Linked DNA regions of Homo sapiens: region 1 is linked to region 2. A link is a loop called in an ENCODE intact Hi-C map of the cell type or tissue named here. Cell type or tissue: endothelial cell of umbilical vein. All regions are shown on one strand. Each heading gives the region's core, and the rest is flanking DNA. Links, peaks and the distances in the headings are about the cores only.

What was found. A loop is a pair of places that touch in the nucleus more often than their neighbours do. Peaks named below come from ENCODE experiments on the same cell type or tissue, not always from the same donor. Only the 100,000 strongest peaks of a DNase experiment are listed, where the experiment ranks them.
Region 1: it touches region 2 in a loop (13-fold over the local background); 5 of 110 quality-filtered maps call a loop at or near these places.

Annotation. Positions count from the first base shown.
Region 1 is chr19:15,627,082-15,631,081 of GRCh38, forward strand. CYP4F8 (cytochrome P450 family 4 subfamily F member 8) reads left to right here. Exons shown (of 13, transcript NM_007253.4): 10 at 1,221-1,354; 11 at 1,450-1,514; 12 at 1,680-1,762; 13 at 2,112-3,558. The coding sequence ends at 2,277. Among named protein-coding and RNA genes, the nearest start is that of CYP4F3, 12 kb to the right of the region's middle. RefSeq lists a silencer at 2,485-2,534. In endothelial cell of umbilical vein, for the core only: a CTCF peak has its summit at 2,400 (motif pointing right); no DNase peak of the experiment used is centred there.
Region 2 is chr19:16,378,515-16,386,606 of GRCh38, forward strand. EPS15L1 (epidermal growth factor receptor pathway substrate 15 like 1) reads right to left here. Exons shown (of 24, transcript NM_001258374.3): 20 at 7,657-7,717; 21 at 6,615-6,697. Among named protein-coding and RNA genes, the nearest start is that of KLF2, 58 kb to the left of the region's middle. RefSeq lists enhancers at 4,412-4,501, 4,754-5,255. In endothelial cell of umbilical vein, for the core only: a CTCF peak has its summit at 4,933 (motif pointing left); a DNase peak (open chromatin) is centred at 4,897; H3K27ac peaks cover 614 bases.

The DNA of each region.
Region 1 (4,000 bases), core at 1-4,000, 750 kb before region 2:
TTTTTTTAAAATTATTTTATTTTTATTAGTATGCATTTGTAATATCTCTTAATATCTGGAAGCTTGGGTTCTCCTTCTTCAATCTTTTATTTAAAAATTGACCTAGCTTGGATAGGGCATGGTGGCTTATGCCTGTAATCCCAGCACTTTGGGAGGCTGAGGCAGGCAGATCACTTGAGGTCAGGAGTTTGAGACCAGCCTGGCCAACATGGTGAAACCCCATCTATACTAAAAATACAAAAATTAGTTGGGTGTGGTGGTGCACACCTGTAATCCCAGCTACTTGGGAGGCTGAGGCACAAGAATCGCTTGAACGCAGGAAGTGGAGGTTGCAGTGAGCTGAGATCAGGCCACTGCACTCCAGCCTGGGTGACAGAGTGAGAATCCATCTCAAAAAAAAAAAAAAAATTGACCTAGCCCTTGATGAACTTTAAAATTCCTTCAATTAGAATAAGATTTCAAAGTTCCAAAAAGAATCCAGCTAGATTTTTATTAATTGCATGAAGTATATTGATTAGTTTAGAAATAATTGACACCTTTACAACATATGGTCATCCCACCCTACAGTGTGGAGTGGAGATTATTTATTCAAATAACTTTATAAGCCCTTTGTAGAGATGTTTTTTTCCTGCTTTTGTTACCTCTTTATATAATTTTAAATACTTTTTCACACAAACAAATGAACACTTTTGTTTTTGAGATGGAGTTGCTCTGCCTCCCAAACTGGAGTGCGGTGGAGTGATCTCGGCTCACTGCAACCTCTGCCTCTCAGGTTCGAGGGATTCTCCTGCCTCAGCCTCCTGAGTAGCTGGGACTACAGGTGCCCACCACCATGCGTGGCTAATTTTTGTGTTTTTAGTAGAGATGGGATTTCACCATGTTGGTCAGGCTGGTGTGGAACTCCTGACCTCAAGTGATCCTCCTGCCTCAGGCTTCCAAAGTGCTGGGATTACAGGAGTGAGCCACTGCACCCCGCCGGAATGAATACTTTTAAGAGACACCCTCTGAATATTGTTTTGCTCAGAAATACCTCTAAAAACACCAGGTCAACTTTTCTTCTAGTAGTTTTGTGACTTTGGTTTTCTAATGCTTACATCTTTGTTGCTTCTGGAATTAATTTTGTTATAGGACTGAGGGTCAGAGGGAGGTGGTGAGAGGGTCTCCAGGGGCAGCAGGAGGGCCGTGTATGCTCTCTGGATAATTGTTGGGTGTTTCCTTAGGGACGACCTGGCCCAGTTGCCCTTCCTGACCATGTGCCTGAAGGAGAGCCTGCGGTTGCATCCCCCAATCCCTACATTCGCCCGCGGCTGCACCCAGGACGTGGTGCTCCCAGACAGCCGAGTCATCCCCAAAGGTGCCCTCCATGGCAGGGGAGGAGGGTCCTGGGCAGGGCGGTGGTCCCAGCAGGCAGCTCGGACCTTGTTCTTACTGTCCTCTCCTGCACGACAGGGAATGTCTGTAACATCAACATCTTCGCAATCCATCACAACCCCTCAGTCTGGCCAGACCCTGAGGTGCTGCCCCTCCCTGTTTCTCCATCCCCCGGGCCTGGTCGGGGGAGGGGTCTTGTCCCGGAAAACCAGATACTCCCTCTCTACTCCACCCACATCTGTTTTATGTGGGGGTGGCTGGGTGTCCTGAGAGGCCCCATCAGCAGCCTTAACTTGCCTCCACCCCAGGTCTATGACCCCTTCCGCTTCGACCCAGAAAACGCCCAGAAGAGGTCACCTATGGCTTTTATTCCTTTCTCGGCGGGGCCCAGGTGAGGCCAGGGGGTGTCTGAGGTGGGCATGGGCTGAGGGTGGCACAGATGGCTGCCTTGTCAGATGCCTGACTTGTAGGACCACGTGTTTCTGTGATAGGGGTTTTAAAGAAGATCCTAGGAAAAAGGGTGTGCTCAGAGCCTCCTGCCCCGTCTGGTTTCAGTTGGGGCTGGGGTCTGGGCTAGGCTCTGGGAATATGCAAGCCCACATGGGGGTCCCAGACCCAGCTTCCCCCCTGTCTGCCCAAGGTGATCTGGGTGGGGTTGGGGGTTCCGGGCCTGGTTCCTGGCGCAGTGGGGCCGGGATCTGGGTCCTGGGTGCAGTCAGACCTTCCACCTTGGCCCCCAGGAACTGCATCGGGCAGAAGTTCGCGATGGCAGAGATGAAGGTGGTCCTGGCGCTCACGCTGCTGCGCTTCCGCATCCTGCCCGACCACAGGGAGCCACGCAGGACGCCGGAGATTGTTTTGCGTGCGGAGGACGGACTTTGGCTGCGAGTAGAACCCCTGGGCTGAGGCCTGCAGTGACCCACCCACCTACCTTTGCATCACCTACCTTTGCACCAACTACCTTTTCAGATTTCCGGTAATAAATCTGTGTTGGCCCCTGTGCCTCAGTCCCGCGGATGGCCAGTAGGGGGCGCTGGAGGACTGCGGGGATCTAGGGCCTGGCTGGGAAGAGGCGGGGAGATGTCTCTGTGCCCAAGATACTCACTGCCTCTCTGGGTGAGCACAGGAGCCCCGTGCTGAGGGTGGGATCTCCCAGAGTCTAAGTAAAGACTTTTTCCCCCCCAAAATAATTGTGTATTCTGATATAAATTTTTGCCAATTTAGAATCCCTGTTTTTTAGCTAGGTGCATAGCAGCCTGAAATACAGATCACATTTGAAAGCCTTTCTTGAAGCTCAATTGGTTAAGTGACTGTGGCTGTCCCATGTGTAGAAGCCAAAGATTATGTGGTAATTCTGGTAACCTTTCTTAAGAGAAAGCTGCTACAGTCTGTCTGCTCAGTCCTCCCCTCTTCCTTCCTGCTGCTTGGAAGATTTTTTTTTTTTTTTGAGACATGGTGTCTCTCGTCGCCCAGGCCGGAGTGCAGTGGCTCACTGCAACCTCCACCTCCTGGGTTCAAGTGATTCTCCTGACTCAGTCGCCTGAGTAGATAGGATAACAGGCGCCTACCACCACACCCGGCTAATTGTATTTTTAGTACAGATGGGGTTTTGCTATGTTGGCCAGGCTGGTCTCAAACTCCTGGCCTCAAGTGATCAGCCCACCTCAGCCTCCCAAAGTGCCAGAATTGCAGGTGTGAGAATAAAAATTCTTGAGTTTCAATGTTTATTTTAGAATCAGGTGCTAACATGCAAATTTATTACAAAGGTATATTGCATCATGCTGAGGTTTGGAGTATGAATGACTCCATCACCCATGTAGTGAGCATAGTATCTAATAGGCAGTTTTTCAGCTTTTCCCCCTCCCTGCTTCCCCTGTCTAGTAGTCCCCAGGATCTGTTGTTCCCATCTTTATTACCATGTGTATCCAATGCATACCTCCCACTTATAAGTGAGAACATGCAATATTTTGTTTTCTGTTCCTGCATTAGTTTGCTTAGGATAATGGCCCCCAGCTGCATCTATGTTGCTGCAAACGACATGATTTTGTACTTTTTAATGACTGCATAGTATTTCATGGTGTATTTCTACACATTTTCTTTATCCACTCCACCATTGATGGGCACCTGTGTTGATTCAGCATCTTCGCTATTGTGATTAGAGCTGCGATAAACATGTGGATGCTTGTGTCTTTTTGGCAGAATGATTTATTTTCTTTTGGGTGTATACCCAGTCGTGGGATTGCTAGGTCAAATGGTAGTTCAACTCTCAATTCTCTGAGAAATATCCTAACTGCTCTCCACACTCCATTAGTTTAGTGGCTGAACTAATTTATATTTCCACCAACAGTGTATAAATGTTCCTTTTTCTCCATAGCCTTGGCAACATCTGCTATTTTTTGACTTTTTAACAAATTGCTTGCAAGATTGATGTGGCCTCTGGAGCTCCATCTTGGCTCATGAGGACAGGGACTGCTATTTAGGGCAGATGGGGCAGATGGCTAGAAGCAGTCAGGGTCTATGACCCTAGATCCATGCTGTGACCTGAATGTTTATGTAGCCCCCAAATCCATACATTGAAGCCTAGTCTGCATATGGTGGTATTAAGAGGGGAGGCCTTTGGGAGGTGATT
Region 2 (8,092 bases), core at 2,462-6,461:
CCTGGGGCTGCTTCCTGCCACCCACGCCTGCACTGCTCACTGAGCCACAGAGACACGCTTCCAGGCCTCTCCCACCTGGAGGGCAAGCACAGTCCTCTCCCCGGCACCTGCTGCCTCCAGGCCTGTGATGAGCAGATACTAAGCGCCGCCACCTGGGGGGATGCTTGTCCCTCACTTGGAGCGCCGGTGAGGCACAGGGGAGCCAGGGTCTCCATCAGCCACAGAAGGGCCAGCATATCTCAGGCGTCTGAGGGAAGGGGCTGGGGTGTCCCAGGAGGGAGAAAATCACTTTCTATGGGCAGAAGAAGGATGAGTAACCACTCTTACTAAAACAGAAAATAATTAAGTCTGTAATAAAATAGAAAATAACTACATTTTTACTAACAGAGGAAACACATTGTTACAAAAATGCAAAATAACTAGGAAATTATAGGACAAAGAGATAACACTGCGACAGGAAACAAAAGGAATGGGCAGAAATAGGGGTAAAAATGATCATGTGTTCCTGGCCGGGCGCACTGGCTCACGCCTGTAATCCCAGCACTTTGGGAGGCCGAGGCGGGCAGATCACGAGGTTAGGAGATCAAGACCAGCCCAGCTAATACGGTGAAAAACCCCATCTCTACTAAAAATACAAAAAATTAGCCGGTCGTGGTGGCGGGCGCCTGTAGTCCCAACTACTCGGGAGGCTGAGGCAGGAGAATGGCGTGAACCTGGGAGGCGGAGCTTGCAGTGAGCTGAGATCCCGCCACAGCAGCACTCCTGGGCAACAGAGCGAGACTCCATCTCAAAAAATAAAAAAAATTAAAAAAGATCATGTGTTCCTCCAAGAGCATAGAAGAGAAAGATCAGAGTGGGGCAGAGGTGGAGGGAGGGGCCGGGGGTCTTTAACTTTCTCCCCAGCAGGGAAGGCCTAGAGACAGAGAACAGGTCAAGAGTACAAAGGCACACTCCCAGGGTTTCCCTCGAGAATCTGAATGCAACAGATTGCAGATGTGGGGGAAAAGGTCTACCACCACGTCCAGCAGACAGTCTTAGAGGTATGGCTGCCTCTGCCTCCAGCATCTAGTCACACCGATGCAGCTGACTAAGGCTCCAGCGTCTAGTCACACTGACACGGCCATCTAGGCCTTCAGTGTCTAGTCACACAGACAAGGCCATCTAAGGCTCCAGCGTTTAGTCACACCAATGCAACCATCTAAGGCTCCAGCGTCTAGTCACACAGACGTGGCCGTCTAAGGCTACAGTGTCCAGTCACACCAGTGCAGAGGTCTAAGGCTCCAGTATCTAGTCACACAGATGTGGCCATCTGAGGCTCCAGCATCTAGTCACACAAAAGTGGCTGTCTAAGACTGTAGACTAGCCACACCAATGCAGCCATCTAAGGCTCCAGCACCTAGTCACACAGACACGGCCATCTAAGACTCCAGTGTCTAGTCACATAGACGCGGCTGTCTGAGGCTCTAGCTTCCAGTCACACCAATGCAGCTGTCTAAAGCTCCAGCATCTAGTCACACTGATGCAGCCAGCTAAAGCTCCAGTGTCTAGTCACACAGATGCGGCTGCCAAAGGCTCTGGCATCTGGTTACACAGATGCGGCCGTCTAAGGCTCCGGCATCTAGTCGCACAGACGCAGCCATCTAAGGCTCCAGCATCTAGTCACACAGACGTGGCCGTGTAAGGCTCCAGCATCTAGTCACACCAAAGCGGCCATCTAAGGCTCCAGTGTCTAGTTACAGCAATGCAGCCATCTAAGGCTCCAGCATCTAGCCACACAGACACGGCCACCTAAGGCTCTGGCGTCTAATCACACAGACGTGGTCATTTAAGGCTCTAGCGTCTAGTCACACAGACACAGCCGTCTAAGATTTTAGTGTCCAGTCATGCAGATGCAGCCGTCTAGGCTTCTAGCGTTTACTCATACCAATGCAGCCGTCTAAGGCTCTAGTGTCTAGTCACACAGACATGGCCCTCTAAGGTTCCAGGGTCTACTCACACACACGCAGCCATCTAAGGCTCTAGCGTCCAGTCACACCGACGTGGCCATCTAAGGCTCCAGGGTCTAGTCACACAGACGCAGCCATCTAAGGCTCTAGTCACACTGACACAGTCACACTGACACATCCAGTCACACTGACACAGCTATTTGAGGCTCTAGCTTCCAGTCACACCGATGCGGTCGTCTGAGGCTCTGGCATCTAGTCACACAGATGCGACTCTCTAGGTCTCTACAATTTAGTTGCACAGACATGGCCGTTTAGGCCTCTGGAGTCTAGTCAGAGACGTGGCCACCTGTGTCTCTGGCAGCTAGTTATAGAGATGCAGTCATCTAGGCCTCTAGCATCTAGTTACAGAGATGCATCGATCTGGGCTATTTGCGTCCCGTCACAGAGATATGGCTGCCTCGGACCTTGTGTAGTCCTAGAGTCGAGGTTGCTCGGCCCAGTCAGAGCCACATCAGAGACAGAACAGGGAGGTGGCCCCTCTAAGAGGCAGCCTACCCATTCCAGGTCCCCCCGATAAGGGCAGTGGCAGGTGCCCCCAGGGAGGGGAAGGGGCCCCAAAGGCTCCTGCACAGATGACCCCACCAGATCCCTTCCCTGGGCTTCACGCCGCCCTCTGAAGCTGCCCAGGCAGGAGACACTCGCTCTGTGCTGATCTTCTCACCTAATAATAGGCCCAGTGACCTGGCAGGGGGTCCCACTGTCAGCACCTCTGCCTTACACACAAGGAAACTGAGGCACACAAAGGAGGCGCAGCCTGCCCACATCACACAGCAGGTCCACGGCGGATCCAGGGCTGCCACATCGTCTGCCTCCCAGGCTGGGGCCACCAGACGCTGCCCTCAGCTGCCGAGGGCCACCCCAGTGGTGGGTCCAGGGCCTCGTCCTGGGCAGACTGTCCTGCCCAGGCTGGAACCCCAACCCTGCCACCTACTCAACACCCTGTGCCTTGGTTTCTTCATCTGTAAAATGGCAAGAGTGACAGAGCTCGGAAGGCTCCGGCAAGAAGGAAATGAGGTGCCATGTGACAGGCATCAGTCCACTCACTGGCACTAGATAAAGTTGGCACATGGACCACACGACAATGATCACACCAAGTACGAAGCTGCGATTGGAATCTGGGAGTGCCCCCATCTGCTGCCCCAGTTGTCCCCAGGCCTGTCCGAGACATGAGGGGCAGTGTCGGCCTGCAGCTTAGCTTTAAAATGGGCCGTTTAGGGTCGGCTGTTTGGGAAAGAATGGGGGAAAAACACTGGCCCGTCTGTGGGTGCTTCTGCGATTCATGGAACATGTCCCTGGGCCTAGGGCCCGTGCGAGTCCCCCGCGGCCTGGGATGGGGAGCCAAGCAGGTCTAGATGGGAAGTGGTGTGACCGGCTGGGCCTTGTCCTCCCTGGGCATGTGCTGGCTTCTGGGCCACATCTCCAGACTCGGAGTGGGGCCTCGGTTCCAGTGGCTGCAGTGAGCCTTTCTACCCTCTGTGTCGCGCAATAGGACCCGGGCAATAAAACCACACTCAGCCTGGACGTCCAAAGTTGTAAGACCTGGTGACACACTCAAATCAGAGCCGCCTAACCCTCCAGGCTGACCGGGGACACCTCGGGCCAAGCCGGCTTGGCGCCTCCCATGTGTGTTTAAACCCACGAGGCCAATTGGCAACTCGCGAGGCGACAGGCTTTCAATAAACGCCTGGCACTGCCTCCGCAGTGAATCAGATCACTCCTAGCTCCAGAATGCCCGCGTCATTTCCGAATCCCAATTTTCATGACTTCAAGTTTCCCAAGAAGCCTCCTTGGGGACTCAACTCTTTCCTACTCGGGCAGCGGCTTCAAGGAAAATCTCTATTTTTAGAAAGGTTTCAGTAAAGCTGTCAGGGGCTCTCTGGGCTCGGCAAGAGTGAAGTGTGCTTAAAATAAAAGGAAGACAGAAAAAGCTACTATGAAAACCAGCTCTAAGAGAAACACGTTTGAGTTCACCAGTTGAAGAACTGGTTCAAAACAGAAGACTGAATTTGTAAACAGCAGCCCTAAATATCAATGCACAGCTTTAAACAATTGAGAAGTTGCTAAAAATGGGCTGACGACTAACCCAGTATTTCACAGATGGCTTTTTTTTTTTTTCAGGGCAGAAGAGGGTGAAATAAGTTGGACTCTTGTTTTTATTCTCAAATGCTCCCTGGAAACATACTTTGGGGAATCTGTTTTTAAAGTGAGCTTATGTCACATAGGCTTGATACTGTCTAGAAAAATCTCTTCAGGTGAGGGTGGGGCCTCAACTAAGAGTGCAGGCCCGAAGAGCCTCCCAAAGGAAACTTCTAGAATCAGGCTGTGGGCTGTGACTCTCCTCAGCAAAGCCACGCAGAGGTAAGGTGCTTCAATTCAGGGACTTACAAAAGGGCCTCCCTGCTCTGCTCAGATGGGGAAAAGTTGATGATGGTTTTTTTTTGTTTTTTAAAAAAACACCTTCTTGCCACTTTCATTTCCCTTAGCATTTTATTTATATCCACAATGTTGTTCTTGAAAAACAGATAGGTAACCAAAAAGGAAAAACAGAGCTGCAAGGTCAGGGTTGAGCTCAGAATGCGGCTGTACAAGTGTCATGAAGGCAGCTGATGGAACGCTGGAATCAAAACAAGATAGTATTGGAGACCCATTTTCCACAGCTCTGTCCAACTCTGTCCTGGCCCGGCACCGCCAATAGGAAGTGAGACCGGCTCTGAAATCACAGCTGCATGTGTGTGAAGAGCCCCTGGTTTCAGGGCCCAAGGACAGGCAGAGGGCGGTCATTAGATCCCGGCCCTAGCTCAGGCTCTGCTAGCTCTCCCTCCCTCTGCTCACAGTGAGAGGAGGAAGACAGATCCAGCCTCCCAAAGGAAGAGGAGTCCACTTGCGACAACCAGAAACGACCAGGACGCCTGAGGGACTGCTGCCACCGTGTGGCCAACGTTTTCTGCTTTCGGGAGATGGTTTCCCGCCTGCCCAGGAGCCTGTGCACTGGGCCCTAAATCTTCTGCCAGTCCCAAACCGTGTCACAGCGTGGCATATGAGGGATGGAGGCCTTCTCCGTGTGCTGGAAGGAGGGGGGCGCCATGCCAGGGCCTCTGGGCTCCCTCTGCCCAGGCTCATCTGTGTAAACACACACCCTGCCTCGGTCAGAAGTGGGATCTGCTGCGCCGCCAGGGCACGCACACACGCGTCTTTGAAAACCTGAACAGAATCTCAAGTGCTTCTCGGAATCTGTGTTCTGTGATCACAAGTTGCGACCGCTGCCAACCCCAAGATGCTCAGAGACTCATCTGCTCCACCAGCTGAGTGAACACGGGGCAGCCAAGGGAGACTGCCCAGTCACACTGGCACCTGGGGCACCTGGGCATGGGGCCGGTGGGGCCCCGAGGGGGCCTCATGCCTGGGGCACGCGTCTTCCAGGTACTCCCGGGGCTCCCTCCCCTCACCACCTTCAGGCTGACAGCAGCGCTCACAGGGACTGGGCCCAGCTGCTCCAGGGGACCCCCCACACCGGCCACCCCTTACCACCTGGGCCATGGGCTCCAGGAGGGGGGCTGTGTTCTGCTTGTGGCTACTGCCTCTTCCCGCAGCGTGGATAATGCCTGGGCCTCTGCAGGTGGAACTCGTGAGGAAAGCAGGCCCCTGCAGCCCCCCGAAGACAGAGCCCATCTGCCCCTGCCTGGGGGCTGCCGAGAAGGGACAGAGTGGACGCAGGTGTCAGGGACGGGACACACCTCATCTGCTTTCCTTCATTCCTGCCAAAGAAAAATGCTCCTCACTCAAACAGGGAAACATACAACTCACAAGGAAGCACAATGGTGCCGCAGCCCTGTCCTTCCCACTCACCACAGCCCCCATTTCCAACTTTCCAGCAGTTTCTTCCGGAAGGCACCTCAGTCGTAAGGGGCTTCTATTGTTGTTTTTTGACTTGTCCATTCTGGATGTTCCCTGTTGAATTCTCTATGCTACCTTAAAGATGAGCTCCAACCACACTGCCAGCGTCTGGAGAAGCCCTACAGCTGTCTGGGACCAGAGCCACAGTGAGTTCAGGTCACCGTGTGGTGAGGGCCGGACACCAACGGGTCCAGTCTGGTAACCAGCCTCGCTGCTGTCCTCCTTCAACAGTTCACTCCTCACCTGTGGATCTGTCTGCATTTATTCAAGGAGGCCGGCCCTCACTTTTCAACACCCCTTGAGAGTTCTGTCACATGGGCGACTCTGAACACTCGCTGGCCCACTTTCCCTGGACGCCTCGCACCTGCAGGCCTGCTGCCCATGGCCCTCTCGAGACGCCTGTGCCCAACGCCTTCTCAAGTTTCTACTCGGCCATGGCAATGACTTCACCGTCTGAGACCTGATGGTCGTCAGACACCAGTGGGAGCCAGGGGAGCCCAGGGCACCTATGCCACTGGGAAGGGTCAGGGCTCACCCCACGGGACTGCAGTGCATTGGATCACAGCCATGGATGCTTTCCAGACCTGACCTTGTGTTGGAAAGGTGCCGGGGAGATACATACGTGACATGAACAATTACGCCTGGCAGCCCACACCATGACAAGAGGCACAAAGACACTAGCAGAGGCGCGGGGGCTCCGTGGAGGGGCTTTACCTTGGACATCTGGCTGAAGTCGGCAAAGCCTTCAGCACTATTGAAGGACCCACTTCCGAAGGGATCTAAGGTTCCAAAGGGATCTGCAATCGGCACCAACAAAGTCAGAGTTACAGGTCTTTAAGAGAACATGCCTTCTGGGGTGGAGGGGAAATGCTAGATGGCCCCTGAACCAGGAGACTCAGGAAGGCTGCATTTATTCATTAGACACGTGTGTCTGCATGAAGGCCTCTCAGCAAGGCCCCCCTGCCCACTCTGGCATGGCAAGACGGTTTCTCACTGTGACGACCACTCTGGGAGGGCCAGCATCATTCACGGTCATCAGAAGAGTGACAAGTTGCCACAGAGGCGTGGCCCCTGGGTCCCACTGGGTCTCAATGGGTCAGGAGGCGAGGAGCAACTCCAGGGCGACCTGCCACCCACATGATTTATACAGGGTGGTGTCTTTGGATAGAGGTTTTTGCTGTGTTTTCTCCTCTAACCTGGAAGGGATTTGCCTAGAGTACTGGATACACTCGCCTATGATACCAAACACTGCTACCCGCCCCACGCAAGCTGCAGGACCAAGCGGGGCCTGTTCCCAAAAGAAAGGGGGTGTCCACAGATGCTCCCATTGCATAAAGGCTCGAGCGTGCATCTGCGAGTTCTACACTGTGAGATGAGGTTCCTTCAAACACAGAACCCACAACATAGGCCAGTACCTGGGGTCAAATTCTGGATTTCTTTTAGGGAAAAAACCCAAAGATACAAACCAAAGATTTATAAGGAGGAGTGAGTAAACAGTAGTTAATATCACTGGTGCTATTACTGAATTCCTACTGCCAAAATTCCTTTCTGGAAAGATGCCAGCGCGTGCCCAGGAAGGGGAGCAGCAGCGGGTGCTTGTTTTGGCCTAATGGGCTCAGGCCAGGATCTGGGTGCCACTGACTGATGACACAAACACAGAGGCCACGCTGGCTTTGGGAGTGAAAGTGTTAACTGCGGGGGAGCTCTGCTACTGCCCAAGGAATAGTCAGGAAGAAAAATAAGTCATGGGTCTCACCTGATCCTTTTGAGGAGACACTGGAGGATGAAAAGGGATCACTGGATTCAAAGGGGTCGAGCTAAATGAAAGGAGAGAGGAAAGAGTAAAAAGCAGTTCGTTGGTTCCATCACCCATTCATTCAACCAGACCTTCCTGACGTCGATGTACAACATCCAGTGCTGAGCCAGAGGGAAAGTGGAATGATTAAAACTCAACCCAGGCAGAGTAAAATCCCAACAGATCAACCCTCCTGCAGATAGCACCTATCAACCTGGACGGAATATCCCCAAAATTACAAATACAAAAAGCAGTGGCCTGAAGGCTGGGAAGTGAACAAGACAGGAAGAAGACTTTGGAGGAGAATTTGAATGTGGCAGAAGAACATAGCAGGAGGTTGAGTTTCCATTCCGCCAGCTACAGCAGGAAGGCACAGTGAGGGTGCCTAAGATTCTGG